2 separate regions of the Mus musculus genome follow, and region 2 is linked to region 1. The links are chromatin loops, found by intact Hi-C in ENCODE. Cell type or tissue: left cerebral cortex. All regions are shown on one strand. Links, peaks and the distances in the headings refer to the core of each region. The heading gives the core; the rest is flanking DNA.

What was found. A loop is a pair of places that touch in the nucleus more often than their neighbours do. Peaks named below come from ENCODE experiments on the same cell type or tissue, not always from the same donor. Only the 100,000 strongest peaks of a DNase experiment are listed, where the experiment ranks them.
Region 2: it touches region 1 in a loop (2.9-fold over the local background); 3 of 42 quality-filtered maps call a loop at or near these places.

The regions. Positions count from the first base shown.
Region 1 is chr8:12,381,587-12,387,217 of GRCm38, forward strand. Sox1ot (Sox1 overlapping transcript) reads left to right here and starts at 4,185. Exons shown (of 8, transcript NR_027975.2): 1 at 4,185-4,444. In left cerebral cortex, for the core only: no CTCF peak of the experiment used is centred there; DNase peaks (open chromatin) are centred at 2,522, 2,668 and 3,010; H3K4me3 peaks cover 988 bases; H3K27ac peaks cover 533 bases.
Region 2 is chr8:12,326,914-12,332,544 of GRCm38, forward strand. Gm51562 (a long non-coding RNA gene) reads right to left here and starts at 5,593. Exons shown (of 3, transcript XR_003947512.1): 1 at 5,572-5,593; 2 at 3,768-4,294; 3 at 1,331-1,840. In left cerebral cortex, for the core only: a CTCF peak has its summit at 3,384; DNase peaks (open chromatin) are centred at 3,401 and 4,108; H3K27ac peaks cover 262 bases.

The DNA.
Region 1 (5,631 bases), core at 1,100-3,599:
TCAGACAGAAGGTTAAAATATGTATCGTGGGTATATTCCAAACTAATTAATCCTGCAGACCTATGGAAACTGTCTTTTAAACTTTTGTAGATCAGCTTGATGTGATGGTGCACGCCTTTGATCTCATCCTTGGGTAGCAAAGGCAGGCAAGTCTCTGAGTTTGAGGTCAGCCTGGTCTACAGAGTGAGTTCTAGGACAGCTAAGACTACACCAAGAAACCCTGTTGCTTTTCCCCCCAATTAAAATGTCATTAAAGTCAATGGCACAGCAGCATGCTAGGCATATTGGCCACTGTAATGGTCAGTTTGTATGTTTGGGGGTGGTTGGGGTGAGCCTTGTTTTTACTGCAGTCCCTTAAAGAGACCATAAGGAACCATAAAGGTCTGTGTCAACGGTGTGCCCTTCATCCAGCACGAGAAAGACTAGGTCTCAAGCTGATCAGAGAGTCAGAGGGTTGCAGTGACAGAGCACTGGTCACCATTATAACATAGACACTGACTAGAAGGCCAGGACATCTCCCACACAGGACACTGCAGCAGAAATACCAACTTTCTGGAGGGAAGCCCTGAGAACTTCTAAATCTTCTTAAACTGCATTTTCTGATGCAATTTGAAAATTTTATTCCCACCGTCTAAGTTCATGTATAAATCCAAAGAAGAGAAGGAAGGGGAGGAGGGGAGAAAAGAGGAGGAGGGAGAAGAGGGGAGAGGAGGAAGAGAAGAAAGAGAAGTGGGGGAGGAAGAGAAGGAGGGGAGAGGAGAAGGAAGAGGAGGAGAGGAGGAGAACGAGGAGGAGGAAGAGGAGAAGAAAGAGGAGCTGATAGGACAAAGAGACAAAGAAAAGTACACTGCCTGCCAAGGTGTCTGGTATCCCGGGTACGAGCCAGACTTAACCTGAAAAAGACAGATTCAGACAGATATTTCCGCAGGAGCAAAGCCCTGTGATTCAAATTCTTACTGCTGAATAATCCTCTCCTGATGGAGAAGAGAGAGTAGACACCCTCACCCAGTGTAGTCCCCAGTGAAGAAATACAAAAGCCACAGGGTTCCCCTCCAACTGCTAAAACAAACAAACAAACAAACAAACAAAAACAAAACAAAAAAAACAACAAAAACAAAACAAAAAACCCCCACACACTTAAAACCACGGGCCCTTGTGTCTGACCTGCTGTTCAGATCTTCAAAGGAAGATCCTGTTTGTGTGCTGGCATGGAAGGCCAGCCTCTGAAAGCCTGAACAAAGATGTTCGCTTGAGCCTTGAATCCAGAACCTCCGCTCTTTGGTCCCTCCACGCTTCCCATAGCAATTGACAAAGCCTGGTCTGTGTCAGACTCCCAACTCTGGCGCAGAAAAACAAACACTGAAAGCAGCCGCTCTGCGCTAGGCACCGAGCCTCCTTGACTCTGGCCTGAACACAGCCAGGCTTAGGATAGGGTCTGACTCAACCACAGACCTTTTGGAAGTTTCTGCGGGCTCAGTTTGTCTCCTAAAGCCTAAAAAGGCTTGCTATAGCATAGCGGCCAAGGAAAGCGTGTGGCCTGTCCACCAAACTCTATGCAATGTCCTGGATCGGCAAAGAGCAGCCAGGGTCTACAAAACCAGAGCTGGAGACTGCATAGAGAAGTCCAGAGAGGCATAATATCCGCCCACCCCCACGGCCTGCAAAATTGGTTGACCATGAGCTTCTCCCCTGCCTGAACCAGAGAGACCCGTCCTGGTTTGGACAGACTCCCAAGGTTGTGTGTCCAGTACCTAGAGCCAGTCTTTGACTTGTAGAATCCTGCACCTCCCCTGCACCGAGGATCCGAGGATCCAAGGATCCGTGTGCACAGGAGCTCCCCGTGATGCGGGTTAAACTCCACTTCACAACCCCCATTGATACGGGTTTGACATCTGTTTGCCAGAGTGTTTTGCACTTAGGCTAACACCCACTATTAAATGACAAAACTGTGACAGCCTGTCAAAGCCAGCTGACTGGCAGCTGCTCCGCTCACAAAAACCATTCAAATATTTGCAGGTTCTGAGTCTTTACACACTGTTGTACCCAATCTTTCAGTGATTTAACATGTAAAATATAAGTCAAAGTTTTAAAGCCGGATTCCAAAATGTTTCCATTTTCCATACAAAAGGAAAGCGCTTCCCGGTGTCTGCTGGAACGACTCCAACTCCAAAGTCTCCTCATTTCCTGCCCCCAGATTCCTGCACAAACCCGGGTTTTTGAGGGGGGAAAAAAAAACCAAGGCCAAACTCCCTCTTCTTGGTGTTGCCGACATTTGGAATAACTGAGCTAAATTATTTAAAACTCCAAGGGAATGCAGTTTCTCAGAAAGAGATTGAAGAAAAGCAAAAACAAACAAATAAACAAAAACCCAAAAATGAGTCACCAAGGACTTCCGCCGGTTTTATTCTTCCTCTCGGTCAGACCAACGTGTCTTTGGGGGAAAAGCCTTGCAACTAGGGAAAGGATTCCTGGACAGCTCCTCGGCTTCGGCGATCCTCTGCACACTAAATCCCCGTACTGCATGCACACCGAAATCGCTCGGTCCGATTAAGAAATAATTTGCAAATGACAAAGTGCTTGCCTAGATTAAGATCCACGGAGGGAGAGTCATGTGGGGTTTTATCCCTGAGGTTAGAGCCAGACACGGATCTGCTGAAAACCTGCAGCTGCGGGGGGAGGGGCGCATGCATTTGTCCAGGAGAGTGTGCTTCAGATAAGTACACACTGCCAGCACCCCGACCGGGTGAGCAAACACTGGTACTGTCACGTGTGCTTTGTTTGTACAATTTTTATACATACATATATATATAAAGTGAACGTCTTTCCTTAGGTTGAGAGTGAATTGTAAATGCTTTGGGAGTTATCATCCCTTTAAGAAAAGAAAGAAAAAAGAAAGTTTGCTCCTGGAACATTTCCTAGGTGTCGCAGAGGGTTTGGGTCTCCAGTCCAAAGTGCTGACACCTTCCTACAGTTAGGGACCAAAGGGGAAAGAGAGACCTGGAAGCGAGGAGAAACTGAAAGCCAGACTTGAGCGGCTGCAGCCGGGCTCCTTCTCAGAGGTTCTCTCCTGAGCTGCATCCCGTCCCGGGCCGTTCACCCTGCTTAGCGGTGGGCTGGTCGGCAGCTCCAGCCTTGCAGAGGCCAGGGTCAGGGACCCGCCAAAGGAGGGGATTACAGAGTGTTGGGAGGGTCGTGCCCCCCCCCCACCCATGCAGACAGGCTGGCCACGCAATGGCTACTGCCCCTGAGAGTCCCGCCCCACTCCCTCTCCCTGTGTGCACCCTGACAGACTCCTGTCTGGGCGACTTTCTTTTTCTTTTTCTTTTTTTCTTTTCTTTCCTTTTTCTTCGTCTTGTCTTTTTTAACCTGAGAGCTTTGTGTTCACACACTGATCCTTAGACTCTGTCTTTCCTTCTGTTGCTGCCCTTGGTAGAGCGAGCACTGGAGGGGGGTGGGGTTGAGGAGCGCATCGTAGGAGGGGGGAAACCTGCCCTCGCTGCTCCGGGGGAGGCCTGGCGCAGCGCCCACGTCCAAGGTGTCCCCTCGGCGAGACAACAAAGCTCCAGCCGAGAGCAGAGCTGAAAAAAACCCACTGCGAGGACGCGGTGGGGGCGGAGGGGGCGCGCGGCTCAGATCCCGCGCAATGACCGCGCTGACTCAGGAGTGCGGGTGGGGGCGTCCCTCCTGCAAGAGGTAGGGAAAGCCGGAAAGCCGCTCCAGGTGACAGTCGCCGCCCGTGGGATGCCACAAGTGACTGCTGACAGGGATAGGGGGTGCCATCGTCTCTGGAGGAGGGGGAGGAATCCCTATGGTCCAAGGGTCCCGAACCTCTGCGGTCGGGCCAGCGGGAGGGGCGGCGGGCGCCGGCGAATAGGGAGCGGCGGGGACCCGGCTGGGGAGCGGCTAGAGGAGGGCGAGCAGCGGCTCCACCTCCCCGCTCGGCTCGGCGTCCCAGCTGCTCGCGAAGCAACGGCTCCCTTCTATTCACTGCCGAGCAGGAACAAAAACGCGGCTATTTATTAGAATACTTGTTTGGTATTGTTCAGTGCCACACAAAAGGCGCTTCATTATGTGGCGGGATCCCCCTTTTCCAGAGAGAAACAATAACCTGAAATTGTCTTGCGAGTCTTTTCTATCAATAATAAATTTCATTTTCTTGTCTCTCTCGCCTGCAGTGTGTGCGTCTGCGAGTGTGTGTGCCGAACGAGGAGCAAGGAGCTTGTGCGAGCGAGTGTGCGAGCGGGGGTGCGCGTGTGAGTGTGCGTGCGCGTGGCGCGGGCGCCGTCGCTGCTCGGAGCCTGGCCGGGCCGGGGTCCGCGGGCTTCAGCGCGTGCGCTTGGCCTGCGGGGAGCCCAGGTCCCACGCGGCCCGCAACCAGACAGGGCTGCGAAGGTGCAGGCGGGCCAAGCGCTGCGGACCCGGCGGGCTGCAGGAAGAACTAACTGTAAGTGTGTCTCGAACTCGCGCGCGGGGGCTCCACCGGCCGAGCAGGGATTGGTGGCGGGAGAGGCGCAAGGATGGACGCGGGTCTCCATCGATACTTTCCGGGAGGTTGTGCAGGGTGCTCGCAACCTGCTGGCCTCTGTGGAGAGTGGCCCGGTAAGGGGGGGGGGATGAGCTTCCGAGCGGTCTCGCGGGTCCATTGGTCATTTTCTTATCTGTAAGTTCACTCCTCCCCGGTCCTTAGCCTTTCGGATTGGCCACCGCCCAACGGCCCAACGCCTTGTCTAGGTGGATCGCCCTTCAAGATGGAGAAGAAGGGAGATCGAGCCCTGTGGCTACGGGGGCAAGATTTAGTGGGTGGCGGTACTCCTTCAGGTCGCCTGCCTCCGCCCCGCCCCCGGCCCTACCGAGGCCAGGCTGCGGGCTCTTTGCCACCACCCGAGGCAGCATCGAGAACTAAACCCACGGGTTGAAATTACCTTCAAAAAATTAACATGTTGAAGCGTGTGCCACTTAGTGAGAGGTGTTTTGGGCAAAGAATCAATTTTACTTTGACTGACCGACAGACTTGACTGTATTAATTCTGCTACAAAAAAAAAAAAAATCAATCAGCCGGGAGCCCTCTACTCGCAGAGTGCCTTTGGACCCGGTCCCTGCCCAGAAGCCGCACTGGCGCGGTGGAGGTCGTGCGCCGGCGAGAGGAGGACTCCCGCAGTCTGATCTTGAGGACTGCACGCCTCGAGGGCCCTCCCTAGGTAGGGGTGACCCTGGCATAAAGGCCCAGCCTAGGTGGTGGCGTCCTCCCTCGTCAAACGCACCATTAGGGTTTGGTTTGGGTTTTTGTTGTTGTTGTTGTTGTTTTTGTTTTTTGTTTTTAGTTAAACTTGTGCACACTCAGAAGTCTCTAGGACACCGCTGACCACCCTCATCTGCACCCTCTTTTACCCAGTTCCAGTAGCAGGCAGACGGAAGTAGTCAGCGTCTTTCAGAGGTGAAATGGATTTTCGGCACGGGCTAGAGTCGATGAGCGAGCAAGGCGGACAGACACATCATCGACCTAGGCAGGGACCAGACAGGCCGCCTCCACTGGCAGGAAACAGGTGTTTGAAGGCGATAGAGGCCTCCAGTCAATTAACCCATTAAAGGCCCGCTTTCTGCCATTGATTTCCTGCAGTGCGAAGCCCCCCC
Region 2 (5,631 bases), core at 1,842-4,341, 54 kb before region 1:
AGTGGTGCCCAGGTGTCTGATTCATGGATGCTCTGTCATCTATGTGCACATCTATGTGCACAAGTAGGGTAGGATGTGGCAGCTCCGTGTTTGGTCACCTGTGGCAAGCAAGGAATCAGGAAGGAATCTGCACAGCAGGGAAATGGGCTGGCAGCTGATACTGGTAGCGTGTGTGGCCCTGTGCACCTGAGGGAGGCTTGAGTTGCAAGGACAGGAGCACGTGTGGTATCCTTGGAGAAACGAGGCAGAAGGGAGAGAGAAAACAGAAAGCATCGCACAGGCAGACACCAGCATTGTCTGTTCCCAGTGAGGGGTCAGTTCGGCAAGTTCAGGATTAGTAAATTTAATATCCTGTCAAAATCCTCATGATAATGAACGCAGCCTGGGCCGGCTGGCACGGCAGCTCCACACTGCAGCCGGCAAGATAGCGCAGCTAATTTATGAGCGAGGGATTGGGCTGTGCTGGCAAAGCAGGCTGGGTCCAGCAACGGAGGGCGGTCCTTGCTTGATGGAGAGCCATCAGCTAGGGATATCATTGGGTTCCAGTGACCCACAGCATGAGTGACCCTTGTACAGCTCGTTCCTTGGGGCCCTCCCTGGCTTGCAGGAAAGGATGAGGGGCAACGCCTTTCAAAAACTGACCCAACTCCATCTGCCTAAGATCCCGGGGTGGTGTTTGCCATCTGAGGTAGAAGGTGGGCACAGAGTGCTCATGAAGAGGTCAGAGGCTCACTGTATGTTGTGAGAACAGGCATGCTGGGAAAGGGGAAGACTGGGGGCTGCAACTACCTACAGGAGCTGGCCAGGGTGGGTCTCAGGCTGCACAGCGATGCAGCCTGCCTTGCTCCTCGGTGAGGAACATGCAGACGACAAAGTTCCTGTGCAATTTGTCTGAGGCTCCGCACCTCTCTAAGCAGCTGTCACCGCTGTGCATGATGGTGCATTGAATCTGAATGGGGCTCTCCACATCAAAACCTCGCTTCCATTATGATACCATCTCCCGCTCAGAGCTGTAATGCTTATTAATTCTGCGCCCATGCTCCCGGCTGAGGCAAATGTATTCCATCAGCCCAGCATTTAATTTAATTAGTACAGCTGGGCTCTCATTCTCCTCTCTGTGTCAGAGGTATTGTCAGCACGTTCTGCCGTAACACAATTACTGATTGCTTTTAGATAGGCAGAAATATGATTAGGGTATTGGGTGACTGTATCATAAGCCTTATTAGATTCATTTGAAATCTGGAGATAAATAGGAAACTTTTATTTGCAGTGTAATGAGATTATGCTTATTAGGCCAAGGCCTCGCAACCTTTTGCAAAGAACACAGCGGATCGGTCGGATTAGACCCTGGAACTACACTTTCTACTCTCGGCTCTGAGCAGCCACGCGGCCCCGTGCAGACTTAACTGTTGTCACCCTGCACATGGTTTGGATCTCAGCCGCCTGGGTCTCCTCGCCAGATAAAGGATGGGGGCAGCTCTTCTCCTTCTCCAAGTCTGGGGAAACACACCCATCTTGAAATGGAAGAGGAGGGAGCAGTCTTATATTTTGAAAAAAATCCATGTGCGGACTAAAAGGAGTTATTCTTCTCAGTGCATGTGTGTCGTTTATAGAGATTGGCATGCAGTAACCATCTCAAAAGTCCCTGAGCTCCATCAGAAGGCGACCATCCTGCCTGTTGTCATGATGATAGCAAGTGAGTCCCACGGTGCTGCATCCTCCATCCCCAGTGTTCATCAGAGGCCTTGAAGCTCCGTTGTGGGCAGGGCTCCTGAAAACACCCCTTCCTGCCTGGGACGCATGCGCAAAGATGTGGCAGAGCTGTGATTGAGGCTACCTCCTGTGTCATGAAGGAAGACATTGAAATTAAAGTGCAGCATTCCCTGAACTGAGCTGGGGCCGATGAAGTTACTGCTTATAAAATACAGGGCTTTCATATACAAGGAAAATTGTAACGTATTTTCTGAATATAAAAAAAAAAATCAAGGGACAATGCATAAATATTGTTTTTAGAGAAAAGATCCAAAATGTAAAACCTAAATTTATAAAGTGCATGCCATTTCCCTGACTCTTGTGATCTTCTCTGACTTAGTCCATTTTCACTGGGTCACCCTCAACAGGAACGTAATTTCAGCCAAGCTAAGTAGGCTGTTTCCAGTCATGTGTGAAAGTTGCTGTTAACTTACACAAAGGGAGGGACATTTATTTGTTTTGTTTTCAAGGTCTCTATTAACATATCTCAATTATGCACAATAGTGGTCTTCACTGTGACGTTGTATACTTGTAAATACTATATTTCTGTTACAGTCACTCAGTCATCTGCTTTCCAACTGGTCTCTCTTCTACTCTCATGCCGTGTGTGTGTGTGTGTGTGTGTGTGTGTGTGTGTGTGTGCATGTGTGTGAGCATGTATGTGACTATGCATGTATACATTGTGTGCATGCATGTGTGAGTGTGCATGTGTGCATGTGTGCGTGTCTGTCTATGTACATGCCTGTGTGCATGCATGTGTATAAGTGTGTGTCTGTGTGTGCATGCATGTGAGCATGTATGTGTACATATGTGCAAGTGTGTGTCTTTTTATGTACATGCATTGTGTGAGCATGTGTGTGTGCATGTATGTGTGAGAGTGTGTATGTGCCTGTAAGTGTGTGAGTGTGCCTGTGTACGTAAATGTGTGTAAGTATGTCAGCATGCATGTATCCATACATGTACATAAGAGAGATAGAGACAGGGGGAAAGATCCAGTGAGTTAGGGCTGCTTACTGGAGCATGGGTGAGGGTTTTACAGGCACATGGACACTGATTGGTCACTATACTACTGAAGTAGATGTTTCTTTCCCCACCTTCCCAGAAACCATCAACTGCCTGTAGACCCTCAGGAAGGGACGGGACTTGTGAGGCTCTTCCCCCAGCAGCGGGGAGAATTTGTGTTTTAGCTAAATGTATGTTCAAGTGAAGGGCTGTATGCAGAAGAACCTGTGTGACCCCACAACCCAAAGCAAAGAGTAGATGGGAGTCTGAAACTTGGGGGAGCAGAGCTTGTCTTGTAGGTGAGGAAGCTTTGGGGAAAAGTAATGGGACACCTTTATGTGGGAAGTGTACACAGAGCCACTACATTTGACTGTTGAGGATTTCAGAGGTTCAAATGCCTTCAGATCACGACGTGACCATGAAGGGTCCAGCTGAACTCGATCCCTCTGTTCCTGGTCCTCATCTGGCTTCAGGCTCTAAGGTCCGAGGGGTCCTTCTCCTCTGCTAGTCATTGGTCATTTGCGACCCAATCAAATAACTCCTGTGAGGACACGTGATCTCCCTCCCCCTCCCACCCCCTTGGTCCTTGCCAAAGCTGTCAGGCAGGGGGCAGAAGCCTGAGCAGCGCAATCTGCATTTGGCATTGAACCCCTGCTCATGTGATGTTGAAGTTCAGTGAAGGACTGAGGAGGGAAGGCAAAGGAGAACTGCGGGACAACTGGGCCTCTCAAGACAGTTAACTCCCACCAGCACACAGAAAACAGCCACAATTCAGTGTCCTTGGCTGGTGGGAGTCCCTAGCTGCCTCCCCTTCCCCAGCTTGCCAGATAGGCCTTCTAGAGCCTCCCCAGGAAGTATAGTGACACACTGGCAAGTGGCTGCTGTCATGATGTCATGAGCCACTGAAACATGAGTGCAAAATGAAACATTATTTTTTTAATGAAAACTGAATTGAGTATCTTAGAAAACCCAGATAAAAGCAAGTTGCTTTAAAAAAAACAATCTAGAAGTACCTGTGTGTTTGGTCAGTGTAAATCCTGGGCCTGGGGGAGGGGTGGTGATTAGACCCTAAGATCCCACAGTCAGGGGGCTTCCCAGGCAGTTCTACTCAGTTGTCTCACTTTGAGGAAGCTTGGGAGATATGTCAGGAGCCAGTGTTGTTGAGACGAGACGGAGGCTTGCTGAGACATTGTGAGACATTGGCGCCGCGTCAGAAATGTCCATGTTCTTTCTTGGGAGGTAGAGGCAGGAGGCACAAGAGCACGGGGCCAAGTTCAGCTGCATCGATCACTGGAGGCCAGCCTGGTTTACACGGCACCTGTGCCAAAAAGCAAAACCAAAACAACAGAAAGGCATGCTCCACATTAAGATGCTGCAGGCATGGGTCTGAACTGTTCTGCGAGTCCATTCGCCTCCAAAACAGATCTGGCCACAGACCCGTTCTGTGCGATGGATCTGGAGGACTTCCAGGATGGGGGAGGCTCGCGGACCGGCACCGTTCTGACTGCAGTGCAGACTCTAACGACTTTCTGGTGTTCTGCTGAGGTTAACAGAAAGTAAAAGGAGAATGGGCAAGCGCCTAGGATGCGTGTCTGCTGAAGGGAGTGTGGATGACAAGGTTTGGGAGTCTGAGGATGGGCTGGCTCACAGAAGGGTTGGACCTTTCCAACTCGGGAACAGGGAATGGTGTCCATGGGGGCAATTGTTACACCCCATGATCTCGTGCATGTTCTCCACATCCAAATCCCACCCCAACCTTCTCAAAGACAGTCGTCGGGTTAGACCACTCTGTGCCAGTGTGACCTCTCTCAGCTATTGGCATCTGCAAAGAGCTGTCTCCCCCCAACCCTGATCCAGGAGAACTGGGACTATGTGTCTCGGTGGGTGTACAGTCGAACCCTGGAAAGACCAGGTCATATTCTGCACACAGTGGTGACTGTCATATGGTACAGATCTGCAGATCTGTGCCTGATGTTGCCTGTTGCTTCCAGCAGCTGGGAGATGAGCAAGCTGAGGCCCATTGCTGGGATTCAGGGTCAGGAGCAGTCAGCTTTGCTTCACCATGAAGGTATTTAGCTGTGTGTCATCTTTTTTTTTTTTTCCCCCAGCGAATCAGATGACAAGCTTGCTCCATTGCTGATTCAGGGAGTGGCCTTGTGGTGTCTCTGTAGAATCAGGACCCACACTGCGGCACACGTGAAACCCAGCTTGCCAAGGGCACCAGAATAGCCTGGGAACCGAGCAGGACTTTGGACTTAGCATTCAGCACAGATGCCAAGATGGGGCTCTTGATGCACAGCGTCCGGAGGCAGCTTCCAAGCAGATTCTGCTGCCTGCCTGTGCCAGCAGGGGAGAGCTGGCCCACAGCTCAACAAGGGGCGCCAGGATGAGGAACCCCAGCTCACTAAGGCCTGCTACAAGCAGTATAGTTCAGAGTTAGGCAGTGAGGTTGCCATCTCATCTCCAGTCTCTTGGTGAAGGGGTCATTTGGTACCCTGGGTGCTCCAAGACCCCAATCCTCCATTACTACCTGTCTTCATCCATGTACAGCAAATTTGCTCCATTAAAACATAGCCCAGGCACATGTGCCCATACACATCTCACACACACACACACACACACATACACACACACACACACACACACGACCACCACCACCATCATCATCATCACCATCATCATTATCACCATCTTCTCCGTCACCACCACCACCGTAATTTAAACAATAAATTTAAAAGAAAAAGAAAGCATGTGTGTGGAGGAGATGCCTCGGAGGTTAAGAGCAAATGGTGTACCACAGCAGCACCAGAGTCTTACCCCAGACCCCACCTTGGGCAACTCGTAACAGACTGTATCTCCAGTTCCAGGGACTCTGAC